3 separate regions of the Homo sapiens genome follow, and all the other regions are linked to region 2. The links are chromatin loops, found by intact Hi-C in ENCODE. Cell type or tissue: Calu3. All regions are shown on one strand.

Evidence for each region. A loop is a pair of places that touch in the nucleus more often than their neighbours do. Peaks named below come from ENCODE experiments on the same cell type or tissue, not always from the same donor. Only the 100,000 strongest peaks of a DNase experiment are listed, where the experiment ranks them.
Region 1: a loop joins it to region 2, with 4 times the contacts of the local background. A loop is called at or near these places in 2 of 110 quality-filtered maps.
Region 3: it touches region 2 in a loop (7-fold over the local background); 10 of 110 quality-filtered maps call a loop at or near these places.

What each region holds. Positions count from the first base shown.
Region 1 is chr3:193,037,828-193,045,827 of GRCh38, reverse strand. No RefSeq gene overlaps it. Among named protein-coding and RNA genes, the nearest start is that of MB21D2, 120 kb to the right of the region's middle. In Calu3, a CTCF peak has its summit at 4,556 (motif pointing right); a DNase peak (open chromatin) is centred at 4,517.
Region 2 is chr3:193,125,022-193,133,021 of GRCh38, reverse strand. No RefSeq gene overlaps it. Among named protein-coding and RNA genes, the nearest start is that of PLAAT1, 110 kb to the left of the region's middle. In Calu3, no CTCF peak of the experiment used is centred here; a DNase peak (open chromatin) is centred at 3,211.
Region 3 is chr3:192,808,342-192,816,341 of GRCh38, reverse strand. The region is part of intron 1 of MB21D2 (Mab-21 domain containing 2); the gene reads left to right. Among named protein-coding and RNA genes, the nearest start is that of FGF12, 85 kb to the right of the region's middle. In Calu3, a CTCF peak has its summit at 3,408 (motif pointing left); a DNase peak (open chromatin) is centred at 3,411.

The DNA.
Region 1 (8,000 bases), 87 kb after region 2:
CAAGATCTCTGGAACTCTTGTAATAATTTCTTGTCTCCCTAATTCTCCTTTCACTCCTCCAGATGAGGAGCCTCTGCCTAGAGGAGTGGTCCATGCATGCATTCTCACAGGTAGGAATACCTATTGAAATACCCAGTAGAGTCTCGTAAAGGAGTCTCCATGCTTCATCTTCATAGATGGACAACAATAAGAACGTGCTGTGGAGTAAAAAACTCAGTGACAATTTTCATCCCAGGTTGCTACTTATTCATTTTTTTTGTATGAAACTTACATTTCTTTTTTTAACTTTTAAGTTCAGGAGTACATGTGCAGGTTTGTTATTTATGTAAACTTATGTCACAGGGATTTGTTGTACAGATTATTTTGTCACCCAGGTGTTAAGCCTAATACTCATTAGTTATTTTTCCTGATCCTCTCCTTCCTCCTACCCTCCACCCTCAGGTAGGCCCCTGTGCCTGCTGTTCCTCTCTATGTGTCCATGTGTTCTCATCATTTAGCTCCTGCTTATAAGTGAGAATGTGAAATATTTAATTTTCTGTTCCTGCATTAGTTTGCTAAGGATAATGGCCTCCGTTGTATGGCTGCATAGTATTCCATGGTGTATACGTACTGCATTTTCTTTATCCAGTCTACCACTCATGGACATTTAGGTTGATTCCATGTGTTTGCTGTAGTGAATAGTGCTGCAAGAACATACATGTGCATGTGTCTTTATGATGGCATGACCTACATTCCTTTGGGTATATACCCAGTCACTGTATATTTATATATATTTTTATCCCAAATCTTTCAATTTAAGACTAAGCTTAAATGATCTCCAAGTCACTATATATTTATATATATTTTATCCCAAATATTTCAATTTAAGACTAAGCTTAAACGATCTCCATGAAACATATTACTGCTGTTATTGTTATTATTTCTTCTACTTTCATATGTGTCATTAATAAATTGTTGGGAATAAAGAGCATTGTTAGATTTTTCTTTGTTTATTAAAGGAAGATATTTTAATATTTATTGTTTTATTTATTTTTGAGACAGGGTCTCACTCTGTTGCCCAGGCTGGAGTGCAGTGGTAAGATCATGGCTTACTGCAGCCTCAACCACCCAGGCTCAAGTGATCCTCCCACTTTAGCCTCCTAAGTAACTGGGACTACAGGTTTACACCACCATGCCTGGCTAATTTTTTTTATTTTTTGTACAGACAGCGTTTTGCCATGTTACCCAGGTTGGTCTCAAACTTCTGCACTCAAGTGATTATCCAACCTTGGCCTCCCAAAGTGCTGGGATTACAGGTGTGAGCTACCACACCCAGGCTGAAGGAAGGTATTTTAAAGAATTGTGGTATAATGGAGAGATTGGATTAATACTCAGAAGACCTATTCTGATTATTAGGCTACTTGGCCACATGACTTAACTCTTCTGAGCCTCAATTTTGTTATGTATGAATTCAAAAACATTGTTCCCATTCTTGCCTCATAGCATTGTTACAGAGATCAAATATGTTAATATATTTGAAAAAACTTTAAGCTTTTTAAAAAGTATTTTGTGCTACTTATAATCTATTCTTTTCTAACTAAAGGAGTAATGGTAGTTTATTATGGAAAATTGGAAAATGCAATACAGTAGAAAGTAAATTAATGTGACTCATAATCTCACAATTTAGAAATATCAACTGTTAAAATTTTGACATGTAAACTTCCACACTATTTGTCTTCTGTATACATGTGTATGTGTTTGAAAAATCAAAGTCACATTATAAACATGGCTTATGACATACATTTTTTCACTTAAGTGTCTTGAGTGTTATAGACTGAATTGTGTTTCCTCCAAATTCCTATGCGGAAGTCCTCACTCCTAATATGACTGCATTTGGAGAAAGGGCCTTTAAAGAGGTAATTGCAGTTCAATGAGGTGGTAAGGGTGAAGCCCTGTTCCAACATGACTGGTGTCCTTATAAGAAAAGGGAGAGAAAGGGCGCAGTGGCTCACGCCTGTAATCCCAGCACTTTAGGAGGCTGAGGTGTGTAGATCACGAGGTCAGGAGTTCGAGACCAGCCTGATCAACATGGTGAAACCACGTCTCTACTAAAAATACAAAAATTAGCTGGGCATGGTGGTGCGCACCTGTAGTCCCAGCTACTCAGGAGGCTGAGGCAGGAGAATCGTTTGAACCCAGGAGACAGAGGATGCAGTGAGCCGAGATCATGCCACTGCACTCCAACCTGGGTGACAGAGTGAGACTCCATCTTAAAAAAAAAAAGAAAAAAGAAAAGGGAGAGACACCAAGAATGTACAAACACAGAGAAAGGACCATGTGAAAACACAGCAAGAAGGAGGCCAGCTGCAAGCCAAGGACAGAGGCCTCAGGAGACAGCAACCCTGCTGGCACCCTGATCTTGGACTTTTGTTCTCCAGAACTGTGATAAATCAATTTCTGTTGTTTATGTTACAAGGTCTATGGTATTTTGTTATGGCAGCACCAGGAAAATAATATATTGAGCATTTCCCTGTAAATATTTTTAAATAATTTTATTTTTAATGACTGAAAATTCATCATTTTGATATAATTATGTAGCTAATCCTCTTTTTTGAAATATTTAGGTCATTCCCAATTTTTGCTATCATGAATAATGCTTTTAATATCCTTGTATGTTGGTAAATCATTTTTTAGATGCAAAATGCCCTCCAAAAAGACCATAGTATAAATTAATGGGAATAAATTATGGGAATTCTTCATACTATTTCTGCAACTTTTCTGGGTTAAAAATTACTTCAAAATAAAAATGAGAGAGAAGGCCAGGCGTGGTGCCTCACGCCTGTAATCCCAGCACTTTGGGAGGCCAAAGTGGGTGGGTCACCTGAGGTCAGGAGTTCGAGACCAGTCTGGCCAACATGGTGAAACCCCGTCTCTACTAAAAACACAAAAATTAGCCGGGCATGGTGGCGGGAGCCTGTAATTCCAGCTACCTGGGAGGCTGAGGCAGGAGAATCACTTGAATCCCGGAGGCGGAAGTTGCAGTGAGCTGAGACCATGCCATTGCACTCCAGCCTGGGCAATAAGAGCAAAACTCCATCTAAAAAAAAAAAAAGTGAAGAGAAATCTCATAACAAAGCTAGAATTCCACTAGAATATGTACATGAGTATTATCCTGCAGCCAATATTGTATAGGCACAGGACCAGAAAAGCCTTCTTGGAGATCAATATTCTGATTGCAAATACTGTCAATCCAACAGGGGACTCTAACAGGAATGCTTTCTCTTGGCAGGAATTTGACAATTTGGTGCACAGCTAAGGATGGGGAAGGAAGGAAATTTAGAAACATCTTTCTAAAAATTATTGGTCCTGCACAGAGAAGAATAAATGTGAGAATGGAGGTGGGATTCCTACCTTTGCTAGTCTCTCCTTGATTTTATAAGCAATGACTATCACACAGCTCCCTTATGCTCCTCATTTTAGTAAAATTTACCCTAGCTCTTACAATCAGGTGGTGCTTACAGGCTTTTCTATGACAATTCAATAACAGTCAAATATTTACTGAACACTTATACAGAGTTTTGTTGGGGGTTATAGAAATTAATGAGGATCGTTCTCTACCTTCTAGGTGGACACACTAGTGAGACAGACTCATAGAAAGGAAAACAATAAGCTATCATAAAAACTGAAGGAACTAAGCCTCACTGGTGGCTGGGAAGGCACTGAATATGCATTAAAGAGATCAGGGAAGCATTAATAGAGGAGGTAGTATTGAAGGATGAATAGGATATTGCTAAGCAGAGTCAAATGGAAAAGCTGCTAAAAGTACCTAACATCTGAAAAAGAATGACCAGGGTTCATGCATGAGATAGGGTGCATGGGGCATGCCATGGGATATGAAGCTGGGCATGGGAGCCAGTACTATGGATTTTGAATTATTAAAAGGACACCAATTTGCATTTTAAGATTACTGAGAAAATGTTAAGGGTAAAAGAGTAGAATGTGTATCTTGCCTGGTTCAAGGGTGACAGAGAAGGGTTTGCTCTATCCCCACTCTATCCCCATCTCCTAAAATTCAGTTCACAGGGACACTGTTGCACTCTGCAGAGCCAGAAAGAAAGATGTGTTAGTCACATACTGTAATACAAAGCTGTGATATGATGTGATCAGACAAAAGACTCCACACATTGCTGCTGAGTGCATGGCCGATGTGTTTAGTATTTGTCAATGCATGAAATAATGGTTCACTCTTCATTTGTGTTAAAGCATAATGCAGGTTCACTTGTGTTAAGGTTTAAGTATGCATCTGCCAATCACTGTGTGACCTTCTGGAAGTGACATACTCTCTGAGAACCTCAGTTGCTTTTTCTGTCAAATGTGGGTAATAAAAGCTACCTCATAAGGATTTTGTGAGCATTAAATGAGATCATGCACATGTAAGTGTTTGCTAGCTATAAAGCATGATATAAATGTTATTGTTACTAGGATAATTCGTGTGTGTGTGTGTGTGTGTGTGTGTGTGTAAAAATGACAGGGGGAGAAAATATTCTGTACTATTTTACCAGAAGGTGGCAGCATTTTGTTTGCTAGGCATTTCCTGCCTGTGTTACCTCTAACAGGTATTTTCTGGAGACTTCTTCAGGCAACCAAGGAAATCTCATGGGGAGGTATATGAGTTGAAGACCCTTATTCTTGTTTGTCTTATGTTGTTTTAAACTACAGGGAGATGAATATATAGAAAAGTTACAGGGAACAAAGTCTTCTTAGAAGCTCAATTAGGGGAAAATCATTTGCTCTCCTGCCCCACCACTGCAGCATAAGCCCTTCTCTGAGCCTCCCATTTGCTGGAGCCTTTTAAAATGCCTTTATTGTTGTCTGGTGTTTGAAGCAGAGATGTACATTTTGGATCTGATTAATGTTTTTGTTGGATTGTCTCTGTGTCTCCCACATGTTAATCCACATTACCATATTCAAACATGTGCATTAACTGAACACCTTCTAGCTGCAGAGATTCTGGATAAAATTACAAATCTGGTCATATTTTTCAGGATCTTACAGTAAGTCTTGTTAGGAAGATCAAGTATGAAACAACTTGAAAATGGTTACAAAATAACATATCAACATGAATAAGCAACAATACCATCAACTGAATTGGGGGTCCTGAAAATGCAAAAAAAAAAAAAAAAAGATCAGAGTGAGAGGAGGGTGGTGAGGTTTTCTGGAGGGAATATATTCTACTTATTATTTCACATCAAAATTTGTGATGTTTCATAACCTATTCCACCACACACACACCCAAAACACCCTATACCTCACCATTTTTAAAAGCCTTATTTATTTATATGTATGTTTATTAACATAATGTTTGAGTTTGTTAAAATATATTATTTCCTGTTACTTCTTATGGCAATATGACAATCTTCTGGATATATTGCAAAACTAAAGTTTCAGAGAACAGAGACTACATCTAACTAAATATCTTTGCAGTGTGTCTAGTGAAACTAAATAGGCTTGTGGCAAGTCATTTTAACCACCTTTTAAAAAAAATTGCTTTCCAGTACTCTACTTGGGGAACCAAAGTGTTCCCTAGACTTGGTTTTGCTTTCCGTCTTGACAGTGAGGATAATACAATAATGCTGGTGCTGTGATGAAACGTGTCCGCTATGAAGTACAGTCCAATTGATACTTATTGTTTTATCACATGTTGGGACAATAAAAGAAGATTTTTTAATTTAAGGAATTATTATTTACATGGTGACAAAAGGCTGTGAATCCAAAATCAACAGCATATCAGATCTGGTTTCACTAAGAAAAAGACCAGGACTCCACTTGGGATTCAATCTCTATGATCATCGCCTCCCTGGTAGGAGCTGGGAAAGTATCTAGGTCTACAAAACTTCCCCTGAAGCCCATGCAATTGACAGTTACCACTGCCACCATTTTCATTTCCAAATTTGTTTTAAAATGGATCTGATTTTTGCCCAACATCCACTTAAGTGCCCTGCTATCTCAGAGTAAGGAGCAAAGATTACACAGCTAACCCTTTCTTTTGTCTGTGAGAGCAAACAAATAATTAAACCATATTAAAATAAGGTAGTTCTAGACCTCCTGAGATATTTGGTAATGCATAACATGACTTGCGAAAGTCATTTTTTCCCCTGAATCTCATTTTACCCATCTATTAAAAGTGGGGGGTGAGGAGGGCTCAAGGATGGTGGCACGGATTAGCTCTAAGGGCCCTGCCAACTTTGACCTTCTGTGATTCTAAAAGAAGTCAAGTTTTGATAATTGCCTGGGATTCAGTATCAGGCCCCTGTAAGGAGCATCAAGAGTCTTTTAATGAAACTCATTTTGCTGTATGTATTTATAACAGCACTTGAATCGGGCTGGTTGAGTATTGGTCAATAATGGGGCCTAATATGAAAACGATCACCAGATCAATCCTTTCCCCTTCAGTTAGGAAGCATCATTCACTACCATTCAGGTAGTGAGAACACCATTTCGGAGCTGCCCAGGGTCTCCAACAAATGTGGAAAATGTGAACACTGCCTCTGATGATGAATGCCACAGATCTAAGAACATTTTTATCCATGAATCAGCAAAAAGAGCATTTGCCCTTAAGTAACAGAACTTAAATTTGAGACCTAGCTCTGGACCTAGCCCTCGCTCTAACCTGGTTTGAGTCCTCAAAGCCAAACTTCAGTTTATAATATTTAAAACTTAAGAATAATATCTAACTGCATGGCTGCAGTATTACTCAGCTGACATAATAAATGTAAATTTTTATAAAGATGTATCAATCAACATTAATTGAGAATCCACAACATGAAAGTTACATGGTTTTCAAGGAACTTTCAGGGTTTTTTTTGGGGGGATGAGGAGGGTGGCAGGCATGCAAACAAGTACCATTTTAAAAGATTAAAACTGGTAAGCCAGTAAGAGGAGTACAAAATGGCATGAGCAGAAATTTCATTCATGTAATTCACTACATTAACCAAAAAAAAAATAAGTTAAACTAAGGTAATCTCAACAGGAACCAAAATTAGTGCAGAAAAAAAAATTTTTGATAAAATTGAACAGCTATTCCTGATTGATTAAAAGCCAACAGAAAATTCCCATACTAGAAAGAGGCCCTGTACCAAGAACCTAAAGTAAATTTCATAATAACATTAGAAACATTTCCAGTTAGATACAAAATGAGTTAAAGATGCCCTCTACAATCACCACTCTTATTTGACATCATCCTAGAGATCTTATCCAGTAACAAGACAAAATAAAGGAACAAACAAATCTATTATTATGGCGAAAAAGCTGAGATATTTTTTCAGTTAATATGATCACCTATCTAGAAAATCCACAAGAATCAATTTTTTTAAGTATAAAGATTAGGAGTTCAGCAATGTAGTTAGATTGAAGATCAATAGCTTTCCTACACATTAGCAAAGCCAATTAGAAAATACAAAATAAAAATCACAATCACAACAGCAACCAAAACTGTAAAATTTCTAGAAATGCAAGAACTATATTACTTATGAAAATGCATAAACAAAGACCTGAATAAATGGAAAGACAAGCAGTATTTCAGGAAGGGAAGACTCAGTGTAAATAAGCAGCGCCAGGTGAACAATTAAAACAATAAGGCAATCCTATTACTGGGTATATACCCATAGGATTATAAATCATTCTACTATAAAGACACATGCACACGTATGTTTATTGCGGCACTGTTCTCAATAGCAAAGACTTGGAACCAACTCAAATGCCCATCAATGATATACTGGATAAAGAAAATGTGGCATATATACACCATGGAATACTATGCAGCCATAAAAAAGGATAGATTAATGTATTTTGCAGGGACATGGATGAAGCTGGAAACCATAATTCTCAGCAAACTAACACAAAACAGAAAACCAAACATCGCATGTTCTAACTCATAAGTGGGAGTTGAATAATGAGAACACATGGACACAGGGAGAGGAACATCACACACCAAGGCCTGTTGGGGGGTGAGGGGGCTAGGG
Region 2 (8,000 bases):
GTCTTAGAGGCTTAACAGAGATGGCCAATCAGCTTTATCCTCCCATGCCTACTCCAACAATTGATGGTAGCTCCTGGAATGTTATGAGAGGGATTTTGAGATTGGGTCCAGACTTGGTAGGAAAAAGTGTAGTGATCAATTAGCAATGCTGACTGTGGGGCTCAGGAATAAGGAAAGCTGCACCTGTGCCATGTATTTCCCTTCCCTAGGAGCACTCAGGTCCTTGAGTGCAGCAAACCCATCTGCCTAGGGAAGCAGCATGATAATTCCTTGAGGCAGAAGGTTCAAGCCGGAAGAGGGCAAGATTTAGAATGTGAGGCATTTACATGGCACTTCACCTTTTACAAAGTGTTTTCCCCCACATTATTTCCTCCCATCCCTACCCATGGGGCAGATGTCAATTTTATCTTCATTTTGCAGCAGAGGGATTTAAAGCTAAGGGAATAAAAATGGTAGCCTAAGGTCCCACATGGGTCATAAATGTCAGACTCACTACCTAAACCAGACTTCCTGCTTCTAAGTCTTGTGCTGGAGGGTAGTGAGTCAATCAAGCACTAAGTTTCCCCTAGAGTCAAAGGATGAGGCCGAACATTTGGAATGGATTTGTGTAGCCTGTGAAGCACATCTGGATTTCAACACAGAAGCACAGCACACACACTCAAATCAAGTACGGGCACACTCATCCTTTTTTTCTTCCTTTTCAGGCAGGCTTCTTTGTGAAAGCATTAGAATGGTTGTCATCACACACACATAGAAGAGGCAAAGAGTTGTTGCTAAATAAAATATAATGCACCTTATTTAAAATGGCTTATCCTGCTTTATTTGTAAATTGATGTTAATCCGACTACTTAGTCTGATATCCTTAAGCAACATTAATGCCTTTGCTACCTGTCTTCTGCAGCATAAAAAATGAGGTGGCTGTTTTGGAAAGAATTAACTTCTTTCTTGAGGGCAAAAGGCTAAACTCCTTCCTGAAGATTCTTGCCAATGATTCTAATTAGGACATACAGATGTATGTACCTAATGCAAATGAAGCCATGGACCACAGAAGTTTAATGATTTGGGGGAAAGTTTGGGTACAATAAACTCCCTTCACAATTTTGCACCAATGTCACCCAAAACTCTTGCTCTTTTGAAATAAAGAAGATATTAAGAATTTCCCCATTTCCAAAGCTTAGGATCATATGTAGGAGAATGGCTAAAACTTACATGAGCAATTTTTAACGTTCACAGTGATTTTGCCTGTATTAAATCTCAGTATCAAAATAGTCTATGAGATAAATATCATTTTTTCTCACTTTTCAGGTGAGAGAACCAATGTACATAGAAGCAAAGGAATGACTTGTCCTACGAAAAATAGCCAATTTAAAATTCAAATCTGGCATTCTTCCCCCTGTTGTTTCACTTATAGCAACCTCTCCACAGAAGTAAATACCACCTTACATGTGTATAGCACTTCACAGTTTATAAATTCTTGTCATTCAAATATTTTAATTCATGGATTTGCTACTTTAATTCAAATGTTTATTCACCATCTACAATGTACCTGCCAGACATTATTTTAGGTACAAGTGGTATAAGGTCTCTGCTGTATTCGTGTTTATATTATTAGTTGGAGGGAGACAACTAAAGAACAAGTAAGCAAACAAATTAGAATAAATTCAAATGGTGATAATTAGTACCAAGAAAATAAAACAGGATAATGTGGTGGTCTATGACCAGTTGGTGGTAGGAATGAAATGTACCAGTGTGAAACATTTGGTGGGGTGAATAGAAAAACCTTCTTTGAATAAAAGATGTTATATGAGCTGAGAGCAAGATGGGAAAGAGAAAGCAGAGGGTGTTAGGGGGAAAGCATTTCAGTCCCGATGTGGGAGAGAGGTTGATATTTGAGCACTAGAAAGAAGGCCTGTGTAACAGGAAGTGAATGAGCAAAGGGAGAGAAACACAAGAGGAGACTGAAGAGATAAGCACAGGCTATGACAGAAGGGTCTTTTAGGTCATTTGTTAGAATTACACCCCAATTTTTATGGAATGACTTTGCAGAGTTTTTAGAAAATTTAATTCCCACAATAATCTGTTATGTTTGTTTAACAAATTAGAAAACTTGGAGATTTACCTAAGGATACACAACTAATAAACAGCAAGACTCCAGTCTTTAGGATCCTAGACTAGGCTTACTTCCTCATATCCGAAAGGAAAAAATGGAAACAAACTCACAAAGGAGGAATACAGTACAGCATCACGTGACTATCCCATGCGTATAATGGGTGAATTTCCTCGGGCAGACAGAGGGCTCACTTATTATGGGAAGTCTTATGACTGTTTGGCTCCAGCTGGAAGGAGATACTAAATTTCTGAAGGACTTTTGGCTTAAATTTAAGACAAATATTTTATTAGAGTTACCATTGAATATTTAGCATTATTGAATTTCTCCCAGAGTCTAATTTGTTTGACAGATTGTTTTGGGAAAGTAGCCAGTGAATGCCCAAGACTAGGGGATGAAGAACAATCACAATCATCAAGCAACAAGCTTTGCGTTACTTCTCTTTCCACCTTTGCCTCCCACTCCACACTGCTGATCAATGGGTGGTAACCCATGCATGTGGCTAAGATAGAAATAGTCCTTCCAGCACATAACCTGAAATCCAGCTCATTCATTCATCACCCATAATATCACTGCAGCCCATCCTTCCGTCTACCTCTTCAAGGCAAATTGCTTGAGATTAATCATTCATTCATTCATTCATTCATTCATTCAGAGCATCTACTGTGTTATGGACTGAGTTCTTGTGAGGTGTTGGGTATGTGAATGTCATGCAGTCTGAGACCTTACAGCTTTCACAACCCAGTGGTCTCTCAGACTTACCACCTCTTATGACTCCTTTTGTTCTCATTGTTCCCTTTAACTTGAGTCCACCTGCACAAAAGTATTACAGTTGAAGAAAAAGTTGCTTTGGACATTACCCTATCCTCCTAAGAATGTTACTAGCTGCCATTCAAGCTTTATGACCCTCATAGGCATCAGGGAAAGAATACAGATATGGCCCTTAATTGTCTGATTTCTGTGTGCTAAGGAACAGCCTGTACTTATTATCTTCCATTATTTTTAGCTAATACCCCCACATCCTCATTTTCGAAAATCTTTCCTCTAAAATTGGTTTCCCTTCTTTGTCTTGCCTAACCTGCTTCCCAGCACCTCTGTGGCTTTTGTCCAGAAGAGGGCGAGATCACCTTTGCTACTTAGAATTCATCTCGCTCTTTTTTTTATTTTTGCAATTAAATATGATTCATTGGTCTCTTGGTCGCTTAGCTTTCTCTCCTGAAGGAGAAAGTCAAAGTCCTTGATATTTCTCCAACAAAATTTATATTATGGGTATTTGTATTGCATTATGTGATTTTTAAGAGGACTAGCAAGAAGCTCTAAAATGGCGAATAATGAATTATAGCTGAATAGGAGAAACCTGTGAACAGTTAGGACTGATGATCACTGTAACCTTTCCCATGCTTGTGCAATTATGTTTTGCTAATATATAGACTCTTAGAATGCTATATTTCAGGGAACCTTAGAAATTATCTGGAAATGTCATCATGCTGTGTTAAGGAAACTGAGGCATAGAGAAAAAATAACTTACCTGCTAGAACTACTATGACTTTAAACTGCAGAAAAAGATAATCATTCCATATACATAAAAAATTTAATAAGGGGATGCTTGTAAGAATATTATCCGGGCTTATCATTCTCAGCAAAGGAACACAGCAACAGAAAACCAAACACCACATGTTCTCACTCATAAGTGGGAGTTGAACAATGAGAACACATGGACACAGGGAGGGGAACTTCATACAACGGGGCCTCTAGTGGGGTGGGGAACAAGTGGAGGGAGAGAACAAATACCTAAAGCATGCAGGGTTTAATAGCTAGATGACGGGTTGATAGGTGCAGGAAACCACCATGGCACGTGTATACCTATATAACAAACCTGCACGTTCTGCACATGTATCCCAGAACTTAAAGTAAAATTTAAAAAAATAAAGGAAGAAGCATGAATCTTCCCACTCACATGATAAAAAAAAAAGAATATTACCTGGGTTTTTCTTGCCATCACAAGCTTTATCACTCATTTCCCCCGGATCATCCTGTATCCAGAGTGATAGCTCTCCCCTCCTCTGCCTCCTTTACCTAGACCGTATGACAATGGGGAGGTTCCATACCATTTGTACTCCACTTACACACTGGGAATAGCACTGGCCCTGACCCACAGCCCACTTGACTGAAGCCCTAAAAATCTACTTAGCCCTCACCATCCACAGGGGCCAGGGCAGGTCAAGGGAAGTACTCTGCTAGGATCCTGCTTCAAACATGTCCTATTCCCTAGAATCCCAAATAAACACCCCAACCCCCGTTATGAGCACAGCATATCACCTGCAGGTTAGATGTTTTGGTTAACAAAACAAGTCCCAATTATACACAAGTTTGCCACACTGGATGTTATATTCAAATTCCAGGCCAGATCCCCTCTTCCCTAAGGAGTAGCAGCCTTAAGGCTATATTTATCCCTCTCCCTGTCCCAACTCATTCTTTTCTCCCATAGCCCCTATTACTGAGGTATGACAAGCTAGTAGGCCAAGGTCATATAAGGTAGGGTGATGAATACAATACGTTCATTTTCTAGGTAGAGACTAAGACTCATCTTTGGCAAAGTCCATTCTTGGTGATACTCTCTGTTCTGTTTCCCTGAACCTGTCTGATTGCCCCCAGTCAGAAGACACATTAATCATGTGAATGTCAGCATCACTGGCAGTGTGTTTCCACAGAGTGATTTACATAGTAAGCTTTACTCTTATCCTAAAGTGCAATGATTCACAGGTTTCACTGTGCATTAGAATCACCTGGAAATCTTTCTAAAAATACTGATGATCTGAGCTAGGCACGGTGGCTCACACCTGTAATCCCAGCACTTTGGGAGGCCAAGGCAGGCAGATCGCTGGAGCCCAGGAGTTTGAGACCAGCCTGGGCAACATGGTGAGACCACTTCTCTACCAAAAATACAATCACCCAGGCATGGTGTCATGCACCTGGGAGTTCAAGGCTGCAGTGAGCCATGATTGTACCACTGCACTTTAGCCTGTGTGACAGAGTGAGACCCTATCTCTCAAAAACAAAATCAAACAAACAAAAAACTGATGATCAAGTCTCATGATGATTCATTAAATTTGAATCTCAGAGTGTGAAGCTACGCATTGACATTGCTTAAAACTTCCCCAGGAACTTCAAATTTTCAGCCAGGGTTGAGAACCACTATCTGGTTAAAGGCTGTTTAGAGTTTGGGGCACTGTGAATACTGAGTGGATAACATTTCTTTGGGAAGGGCCCTTTTCCTGGTACTTCAAAAACCAACCCATATGAACTATTACATACTTCGCCCATATTCTAAACAAGTTTTCCTGAGATGCTTTAAGACAACATGAAGGACTTTCTGATTTCTTTCTCAGGAGTTTCTGAAAAGCGAATTAAGCTCATAGTTTGGGGAGAAAGCTTAAAGTATTCCACCCCTTGGCTGAGGCCAAGAGTTAAGAAGAACTGGTAGGCGCTTGAAACAAATAGAAGCAGAAGTAAAAATCTCAAAGAATGGGCCAGATATCATGTCCAAAGACAAGTGGACCATGAATCCTCCTTGGTTCTGAGGTGTGATGCAAGGACTAGGGGGAGTTTAGCTTATGGGAAGAGGACAAGGATACAAGGCGAATGCAACAGGAGTATAGGGCAAAAGAGTCATTCAAGGACTCTGTCAAGTATGAGAGGGGTCATGATGGGAATTGGGGCTCAGTAGCAAGGTGACAAAAGAAGCTTTGACAACGGCCTTAGGTATAGGGTAGACATATGATTTAGGCATATGTTCAGAGAAAATAGGGAAAATTTAGGTACGCAGGAGATTAGAACAGAAGAGGACAAAAGAATTTCAGGGGATGGGGAGTTTCTACATTGCAATGTTACTGAACTGGCATGCCGTTGAATGATGAATTCCCACTCCACCAATTCATAGGAAGGTTATTGATACACCAAACCATACGAGAAAGGTTATTGCTATCCTCTAGTTAGTCCCAGTAGAGGGGAGAGAATAGCCAGCTGAGAGGCTGGAGTTCATCATCAGGTGCTGAGATGGTGTGAGTCTGATCCCAAAGACTGACAGTGTAGAACTTCAAGGACACCACTGGCCAAGAAACATATTGAGCTTGCCACAGCATGCTGGATAGGAGCTAAAGCCTTTTAATTTGAAAATCATGTGGAAAATTGACAAGAGAGACTAGAAAATTTGAGGATACATCGGGACAAATATCTCGGTAACAGATCATTAAAAATGTTTAGGTATTAAGAATAAATGAAAAACATTTTAGCATTTAGGTGGAATAGCCAGAATGTCACTATAACAGAGAGTGAGTCAGTTCCTTGTCACTAGAGGTGTTTTGGTTAAAGCTGAAAGACAGACGATGAACTCTCCTTTCTGGGACACCATTCAGTGACTGTGGGATGTTTTTTGGCCAGACAAGGGAAGAATGCTGACAAAGAAGATAAAGCAAACTTAAAAATCAGGAGCTGAACAGGGGGATGTCCAGGACATCAGCCGTGTAGCAGGCTGGAGGGCAAACAGTCCATACGGCGGCAAGAAGGGGGAAGCTCTGGAAGGGGAGTCTCCAGGGAAAAGCAGGTGAGTGTGTTGTGGGAGGGTACACTCAGTATAGTGTCAGATCTGGTGAGGTGCTTGAAAAAAATTAATACAATAATGTCAAATGGGAAATAGTCATAATGATTTTTTTAACCATACCCAAAATAAAACTATGTTAGGAAGATGGAAGTGCCAGGATGTAGAGGGTTTATAAGAACACTAAACTCTCATTTGCAGTAAGAGAAAGTCAAAAGGAAAAGGTAAAAGCAATTCCTTTTGGGAGTGTTGGAGCTGTAGGGTAGGGAGCTAACTATTTTTTATAAAAAACACATCTCAGCATTACATTGTTTTTGTTCTAACTGGGTGCTTGAGTGACTTAGGTAAAAATAAAATTGAATAATTGTAGTTAATTAAAAAAAAACAGAAGAGATAATGGACCAGTTAGTAATGGAGCTATTGAAAAGGAAATTCTATGGTCACCTGCACCAGATAATAAGGTTGCTTTTTTATCTCCAATTTAAAAATGCCCATGTTTCTAGGTCCTCTCTCCTTTCCTTAGTGTGCTCTGTTCAGCTCAGTATGTGGGCTGTAGAGATGCAAGGGTGTAGGTGGTCAATGTAAGCTGGGCTGGAAGCACCGAAGGTTGGAGTAAGGTATCTTGCTCCTGATCACCTCAGTTCTCATACTGAAATCCAAATCTAGGTGTCCAAGCAGTGTAGACCATGAACTCTAACATTCTACGTGTTTCTGGAAGGCATTATGAGAAAATGTCCCACAGTGATTTGGTGATGGCCCACTTCCAGCATTATGAGGTCACTTTTGATGGCTTATCGATCATTTAAAAGCCTTTGCTTTCAAGGGAGTGCCTTTGTGTGTTTGACATCTGTACTACCACAGAGACTTGAACCCAATAATCTAGTAAGCCATACACAGGTCAGCGGTCACCCCATGGTGCTGCCAGGGACTCACATACCTGGACTTAGAATCAGACAAACCTGCGTTCAAGTCCTAGCTCTGACACTAATTTTCTGTGTGGCCTTGGGCATTTTACTTGATCTCTGTAAGCCTGGTTTCCTCAGCTGCAAAAGGATAGTAATGATCATTCATTTCATTGAGACTTTGGGGAGAAAAAAAAAAAACAAGATAACTCATGTATGTTCATGCAGCGCTCATAAATGTTAGCAGTAAGTACTAGCTTCCTATGATTCCAGTCCCTCGTTCCTCCCCGTGTCTCACTCAGTTAGATGGACACTGAACAGGCAGGGCGCTCTTCCAGCTTCCTCACGTGGTGCAGAGCACACTGCTGATTTTTAACACATGCTAATTATTATG
Region 3 (8,000 bases), 320 kb after region 2:
TCTGTGTACAAAATGTCATTTTTGTCACTATCTTAAAAATGGGATTTTTGCATCTCACAATCGTAGCACACCTGAGTCCTTTAATAACCTTTCTCAAGTCGGAACCATCTTTTTTTTTAAAAAAAAAAATTGTCCTCTCGTCTTTTTGCCACTTCACTATAAAACCCAAACTGGACTTTTGGAAGGGACACAATATAAATACAGCTGTCTGCATTTAATCTGTCGTCGTCTCTCAATTCAACCCTGGGACAATTGATAGCTTTGGAAATTGTACACCTCTATTCAAACTGTGTGATCTTTGGTTTTGAGAACTGAGCTGTAATTGTGCCCATCACTGCAGGTTTATTGCTTGGCTGCCAAGTCAGCTCCACACTTGATACTCACTGACCCATATATGTGCTCCCAAGCCAAGTGTGGTATGGGCGCCAATTGTCCTTAAGGATTCGGCTGGTGATGCAATCACTTTATCTATGCTTGAGATTGAATAGAGGACAAAAATCCATCCCTATCTGATGGGTAGAGGAAGATACGGGCCCTGAAAAAATAGCAGAAATCTAGCACAAATACATCATTTTCTTTCAAACTAAATGAATACCTGGGTGGTTAGAGATGAATGAATTCCCCAATTGTACAGAATGAGACCTGTCACATCCCTCCTGAATCTCAATTACTATCATGTTTCCAAAAGCCCGCCAAAGTTGTCTTCCCTGATTTGAAAAGTAGCCAATCTCAGCTCTTCAAGATCTTAGAGAATTACTGAGACAGTAAATTCCTTCCTCTAACTTGACAGCTTTGCCTTTCCTGATTTCATGCAGTTAAACTTTCTGCTTTGAAATTGAGAGAGAGGCAGACTCAATTTTTAAAAGCATTTCAACATTGCTAAACACATGTCTCCTTGGAGATTATGCTTCCATCCTTGTGGGGTGAGACATGGGAACCTGCATTTTTAACAAGCCTCTCGGTTTGAGACCCACATATGAAGCAGGGAGTTCTGGATTGAGAGTCAAGTACTTTGGGTTCTATTTCTGGCACCTGTGCCAGGTTCAGTGCTGTGTCACCTTTGCTTTCTGGGCCTTAGCAACCTCATACATACCATGGCAGTTGGAATAAATAACCTTGAAAGTCAGTTCTGGCTCCAGTAAGCTCCAATTTATTCATTCTTTGTGTGGGGAACACATATATAACTTAAACTTCATTCTCTGGAGACCAAGACTTAGCGAATTTTAACTTATTCAAACAACATCCTTTAATACTATGAAATTAAAGAAACTCTTATTTCTCCCTTAGTAGCCATCATTTGGTTAATAATTTCTGGCTAGAATGTTTGAATGCCACACTGTTCATCCACTGACTTGCTCCATTTTTAGATGGTTGGGGGAAAGTAGATGAAAGAAGCCATCTCTCAAAGTATGACTTTCCCATGTCAGCATTATGAGACTCATCTTTGACTTTGTCTAAGAATTTTTTTTTTTTTTTTGGGATGGAGTCTCGCTCTGTCGCCCAGGCTGGAATGCAGTGGCACAATCTCAGCTCACTGCAAGCTCCACCTCCTGGGTTCACGCCATTCTCCTGCCTCAGCCTCCCCAGTAGCTGGGACTAAAGGCGTCCACCACCACGCCTGGGTAATTTTTTGTATTTTTTTTAGTAGAGACAGGGTTTCACCGTGTTAGCCAGGATGGTCTCGATCTCCTGACCTCGTGATCTGCCCACCTTGGCCTCCCAAAGTGCTGGGATTACAGGTGTGAGCCACCGCGCCCGCCCAAGACTTTTTTTAATTGAGCAGGCATGGATTTAAAAACACTGCAGCTTTGTCCTCTTTTAAATGATCTACCCGTGCTTTTAAACTGCAAATTTCTACTTCTGCAGAGGGCTTTGGCTGGTTATTTCAAGTCTGATTTCTTTTGATCCGAACATTTTCAAGCTCAAACAATAGAGTATGTTTTTACCCAGATACTGAAAACAGTTATCAGGTAGGCAATTCTGTCTCAGCAGATTCAGCTCTTTATTAGTCTGTTAGCCTGTCAGTATTTTTTTTTTCATGTCTGTTGTCCTTGGAAAAACTCATTTGATCCCTTAGTCCTTTCTTAAATTACAGGGATGGGTGTAGCTGTACTAATCTGAACTTCTGGATGTATCAAACATTCCAACTTTATACGATGGAAATACTTCTAAGACTTATTAACATATCATTATTTTTCAAACTAGCATGTTTTTAGGATATTACTGATTTGTTATTTGAAAACTAGATTGAGGAAATTAGTATTTGAAATAACATTTACTTATTTAAACGAAGGCAAAAACAATAGAAGCAGGAGGTCATTGTTAATAAGCCATGTGGAAAATTGATTAATAGCTATTAAGCACTTGGTTATTGACACTTAAAGACAAGTTATTTTTCATCAAAGATGTGTGTTTATTTTGCTGGCATAGGTAAGGAAAGAAGGGAATCTTATCAGTAACCCAGGCAGTCTGGCTATAACCATCATAGATTCCTCCCAATAGAGCACACCTTACATTTTGAGCCCTTTCTCCCACCTTACAACAAATTGACAACTTGATGGGAAAAAAAATGATCCCTCTATCTTTCCTTCAAAATAATTGTGTGTGGTCAGATTAGTTTTAGTCTGGTTTAGGCCGGAGAACTAGGTGGATACTTTGTATACTCATCTTGACTAGTTACTTAGGGCTAGGAGCCTCAGCCTCCACATCCCTACAATGAGAATTCTAGAGCTGTTCATCAAGTAATTATAGGGAACAAATGGGAAAATGATTGTGGCCATTCTCTGGAAACTGCAAAGCGTCATACAATATATATATTGTTTATTTAGACTTGATGGAAGATAGGTTAAAACATTTTCTTTTTATTAATCTTCTGAGCTCCTGAAGTCTTCAATGTATTTATTCACTTATAGTCAGAATGAAATAGTCCTGAAGGAAGAGTAGTGTCTCAGCCTCATAACATCAAAGACTGTTTCCTCTGACTTCTTTTTCTTTTATTCCTGGAAACTGAAGCTTTGTTCATTAAAAAAAAAAAAAAAAAATTAACTGCAGTAAGTGCAAGCGGACAACTCTGCCTTGCAAAGAGCTCCTGAATATGCATTGGGAACCCATTGTCAGCCATGTTGCTTGCCAAGACAAAGCATCTTTCAGTCTTGGCTCAACCTAGATGATCCCTTCAGCTTCTAAATTATCAGGAGGATTTTCTCAGGGAAACTAAACAGAAAAGTTACAAGTCACTGGGTGGAACCTCAAAGTAAATAGGCCTGGGACTGATGCTTTTAATGTAGTCTTATCACATTTTAGCCCGTTGATCAGCTTGTTTCCCCAAAGATTTTATTCTAAGATTGTAAGACGTCCAAGCCCAGCTAGAAACTCTTAGTAAATGAGTAGAGTGTGGATGCCATCTCCTGGCAGTTTTTGGGAATGGCTTAGTAAGGAATCCATTTATTTATAGGTTCTCCACGTATGCATCAAGGGAAAAAATACATGGTTTTAATCTTTTTAGAAATTAGGTATTAGACTTTGATCTTAGATCACACTATAGTTATATAGTAACTTTTCTCCTGCTTCCCTGATGAGGTTGTTGACTAAAAATTGGTGCTTTGGAGAATGTCCTAGAGCTAAATTATCCTCAAAGAACAAGAGGAGACGTGTCTGTGTAGTTACAGTATAGTTCATGAACAAGCCCCTAGCTTCTCCTTCATCTCTTCTGAGAATGTGATATGAGTCCCTTGCTTGCAGATATAGAGGATCTGGAGTCTTTCATCATGTCTCACAATGACAGTGTTGTCAGTCGAAGTATATCACCTGACAGTTTCATCCACCATAAAGATAGAGTTTATTTCAGAAAACTTTGTCATTAGGCTCCACCATCTATTTACTGATTCAGCTTACTCTGCTGAACTTCTCTTGTGTTAGGGTGGGAGATACACAAGTCATCAGAGGGACACTGACAGGTAAACACATAATTGATAATTAGTGTAAACACTACACTAAAAAAAGTACAGGCCGGGCATGGTGGCTCACGCCTGTAATCCCAGCAGCTTGGGAGGCCAGTTGGGAGGTCAGGAGTTTGAGACCAGCCTGACCAACATGGTGAAACCCTGTCTCTACTGAAAATACAAAAATTAGCCGGGCGTGGTGGCGCACATCTGTAGTCCCAGCTACTCGGGAGGCTGAGGCAGGAGAATTGCTTGAACCTGGGAGGCAGAGGTTGCAGTGAGCCAAGATTGTGCCACTACCCTCCAGCCTGAGCAACAGAGTGAGACTCCATCTCCAAAAAAATAAAAAAGCAAAAAAAACAAAACACGCACACACACAAAAGAAAGTACGGACAAAGGTGATTGAATGAAGAAACTAAATATATCATTTAGAAGTATTTCTGTACAATTTAGAGGAATAGAGACAGAATAATCCTCAACAGAGGCTGAAAGAGAAACTTTGTTTTGGTCTTTAAATTTGGCTTGAGGCTTTCATGTATAAGTAAGGTCTGTTTGAACAAAGCTCCACTCTGATGGTTGGTTCCTGGAGTGAGTTCTTTTTTTTAATCCACCCTCCCCAACCTTAATCCCCATTGTTCTCTTTGGAATTTAAGAAAGAAATGCCTGTATCTGAAAAATATATGGATTTTCACCTCTCCAAAGCTTTCCAGAGGTCTTAAAATGTCCCTTGGGAAGTGAGGAGAATTGAGATAACAACAAAGCAAGAAATAATCAGGAAGATGCTAGCTGTAAATGCACAGAAAAGCAAGCTTGCTGATCTGTGAAGGCTAATGAACTCTTTTTGAGAATTGTTCTCAGATCTAGTTTTATAAGACTTGTAATGGATCTATAACTGATTGTGGGAAAGAGCAAGTAATCCCTTACCAGTAGCTTAGGCTTCCAGGCTCCTCATGGCCAGTTGTCCATATGAAATGTAATGTCATCAAGAATTATTAACAGACCTGAGCCTGTCTGTCCCTGCTTTACACCCCCCACCCACTACAGTTCCAGAAACAAGAATTACTCTGCTGTGGTAGTTCACTTGGGAGGTGACACAAAGAAACAGGAGTGAGGGAATACAGCAATTGAGACAGATGAGAGAAAAGCCAATAAAGATTCTGTCTATTAATAAGCTATTGAATGGGTTCATCTGAGAGGTTGTATAGAACCCAATGTAGAATCGCCCACAGAGTCTGGGGAAGCTAGGGCATTTATCTACTGATTCTGCCCCAGTGGTTGACAGTCGCCCCAATGGTGTCAGTTCTCTTGCATTAACTCCCCTGCACTTCCTGGCAGTGGCTGGAGAGAGAATGCCCTTAGGCAGAGGGGCAGAGTCACTGGCACTTGAGGAGAGGGGCTGGGAACATCTCGGGGACTGCCTGTCACAGCTGCAAGTGAACCCAGGGATGGGCTGGGGACACAGGGCAGGATATCAACAAAGTCATACGCACATGTGCGTGCGCACACACACACACACACAAGCATACTCATATATTAGGAAAAATGTAAATTCAAGTGAGGTCTGTAATAATAGGAACTATTAATTTTGTTTAGATATGAGAATGGTGGTTATACTTAAAAAGTCTTTAGACAAATGTCTGTGTCTAATTGAGAAAGTGATGTTTATGGGTAAAATGATAGGTTGTCTGGGATTTACCTTAACATATTATGCCAAAAAAATGGGATAAATGAAATAAGAATGGCAAACATAATTGTTGAAGTTAGGTGATGGATACATGGGAATTTATTTTACTATTATATCTACTATTGTATATGTTTGAAAATTTCTAAAGTAAACAGTAAAACAAGTTAGTAAACTCGTCTAAAGTAAGACAGGGTCTTCTTTGACTAGCCAGTGATAGTTTGTAAGTCCTTTAGAGGAGGCTTCTTTATATAAATTGGGATCATTTTAAAGCTAGTTTAGCAAATTCGATAGTTTGTAAGTCCTTTAGAGGAGGCTTCTTTATATAAATTGGGATCATTTTAAAGCTAGTTTAGCAAATTCAAATGTGTAATGTAGATCACCGATTCAAGGTCTCTTTTACATGGATAGTGACACCTTTTTTTAGGGTGCTTGTTACAAGGAGCATTATCTCTTATCACAGTTTGATGGATACCAGTTTTTGTTTTTAGAGAAGACACAGAATTCTTTCTTCATGTCCCAGTGTACCCGATAAGGGTTTTGTACAGAGACAAAATGTGACTGTAATAGGTACTGCTGTGTCTGTAAAGGGAAAAGACTTTCTTCCATTAGAGTTCAATAAAAGTTTCTGGCCTTGTGGTTAGTATGTTTTTGGCAGTCATGTTCCTGGCTACCTCCACCTGTCTCCTCAACCTAGTAGTATAAACTTAGGGGATATGACCTTCAAATTAAGGCTCTGATGTTGGGTTAAAATAACAAATTAGACTACGCATCTGAATATGTGGGAATATTTTCAGAGTTTGTTCTGGGAGCCTGAAAGAATTTCAGGGATGCTGTTGTGATTAAAACACTTGTGGAATGTTCTCTGAAAGTTGTCCAAGAGCTAAGTGTGCAACACAGATGCACACGCACACGTGTGCACCCACATAGCTGTGTGTCTCAGCACTAAGTATCTTTTTATAATGTCATCTATAATCGTCTCTTTCCTATGATCCTTGACCCATTTGCTCATATACTTTATTCCCCAGAGATGACTAAAGTCAGTTTTTAATCTGCTCTAGAAATCTGTTTACTCCAAAATAGAATTTGTTCCATTTTTGGATGGAGAAATAAATTTCTACTTACTGTTTCCTATACAGTTTATGTGGCAGTTCCAAAGGCCCAAGGTATTACATTGTTTATTCTCTCCTAGGAAAGCCCATTTAATGCAGGAAAGCAGCATAGGATCAACTTGAATTTGGATCCCAGGTCAGCTATCATGGCCATAAACAATTTATTTGGCTGCTATTTTTCTTAATTTCCTTATCTGTAAAATGGGGACACTAGGCTGGGCATGGTGGCTCACGCCTGTAATCCCAGCACTTTGGGAGGCCTAGGCAAGGCGGATCACGAGGTCAAAAGATCCAGACCATCCTGGCCAATACGGTGAAACCCCATCTCTACTAAAAATACAAAAATTAGCCAGATGTGGTGATGCGTGCCTGTAGTTCCAGCTACTCGGGAGGCTGAGACAGGAGAATTGCTTGAGCCAGGGAGATGGAGGTTGCAGTGAGCCAAGATTGTGCCACTGCACTCCAGCCTGGGGACAGAGCGAGACTCCATGTCAAAAAAAAAGGGAAGGGGGACACTATTGCCCACTTGAAAGGGCCAAGAAGATTGAACGAGATGACACAGGTAAGCATTTGGCCTGTGCCGTAGTGCATGGTAGTGGCATGAATGTTTGTGCCCTTCTCAGAGAGTCCTTGTCATGAGATGTATGTACTTCAAATGTGTACTATAAACTCAGCTCTTCTTTTGCTGTTATGTGTGTCATTGCTGGTGCTAGTTATCTCTTTGTAAAACTGGTGAAGTCGGCTGGAGGATGTGACAGCAGCAGGGCTGCAGTTTACAAATGACATAGAGTAGGCCAGATGAGAAGGAAGGGCAGCATCCAGCCTTTGGGCGTAATGCTCAGATTATGGTCTTCTTACAGCCACTGTGACTGGGCCCACACTGGATGGTCATAGGTGGCTATAGAAGTCTACGTTATAGTTGTCTGTCTTAAGTAGTAGGTTCTTGGGATGGGCAGCCACCTCGGAAGACATCTATACTGAGACTCCATCCCTGCTGAAGATTCTGATTGATCCTCTCTTGGGATAGGAAAGGTACTGCCTCCACAGGCAGCATTGCTAGAAAATTCTGCCGGATGGATGACTTTACAACATTACACTGAAAACTTCTCTCTATATGTTCTGCTTAGTGAAACCATGTAGGCAAATTCCATTTCTTCTGTACTAGCACAGCTTATCAGATATTTGAAGATGGCTCTCATAGCCTTTTTGAATTTTCCATTTTTCAGGCTAAATAATTTTCACTCCTCTTCTTCCTCTTGTGCATTT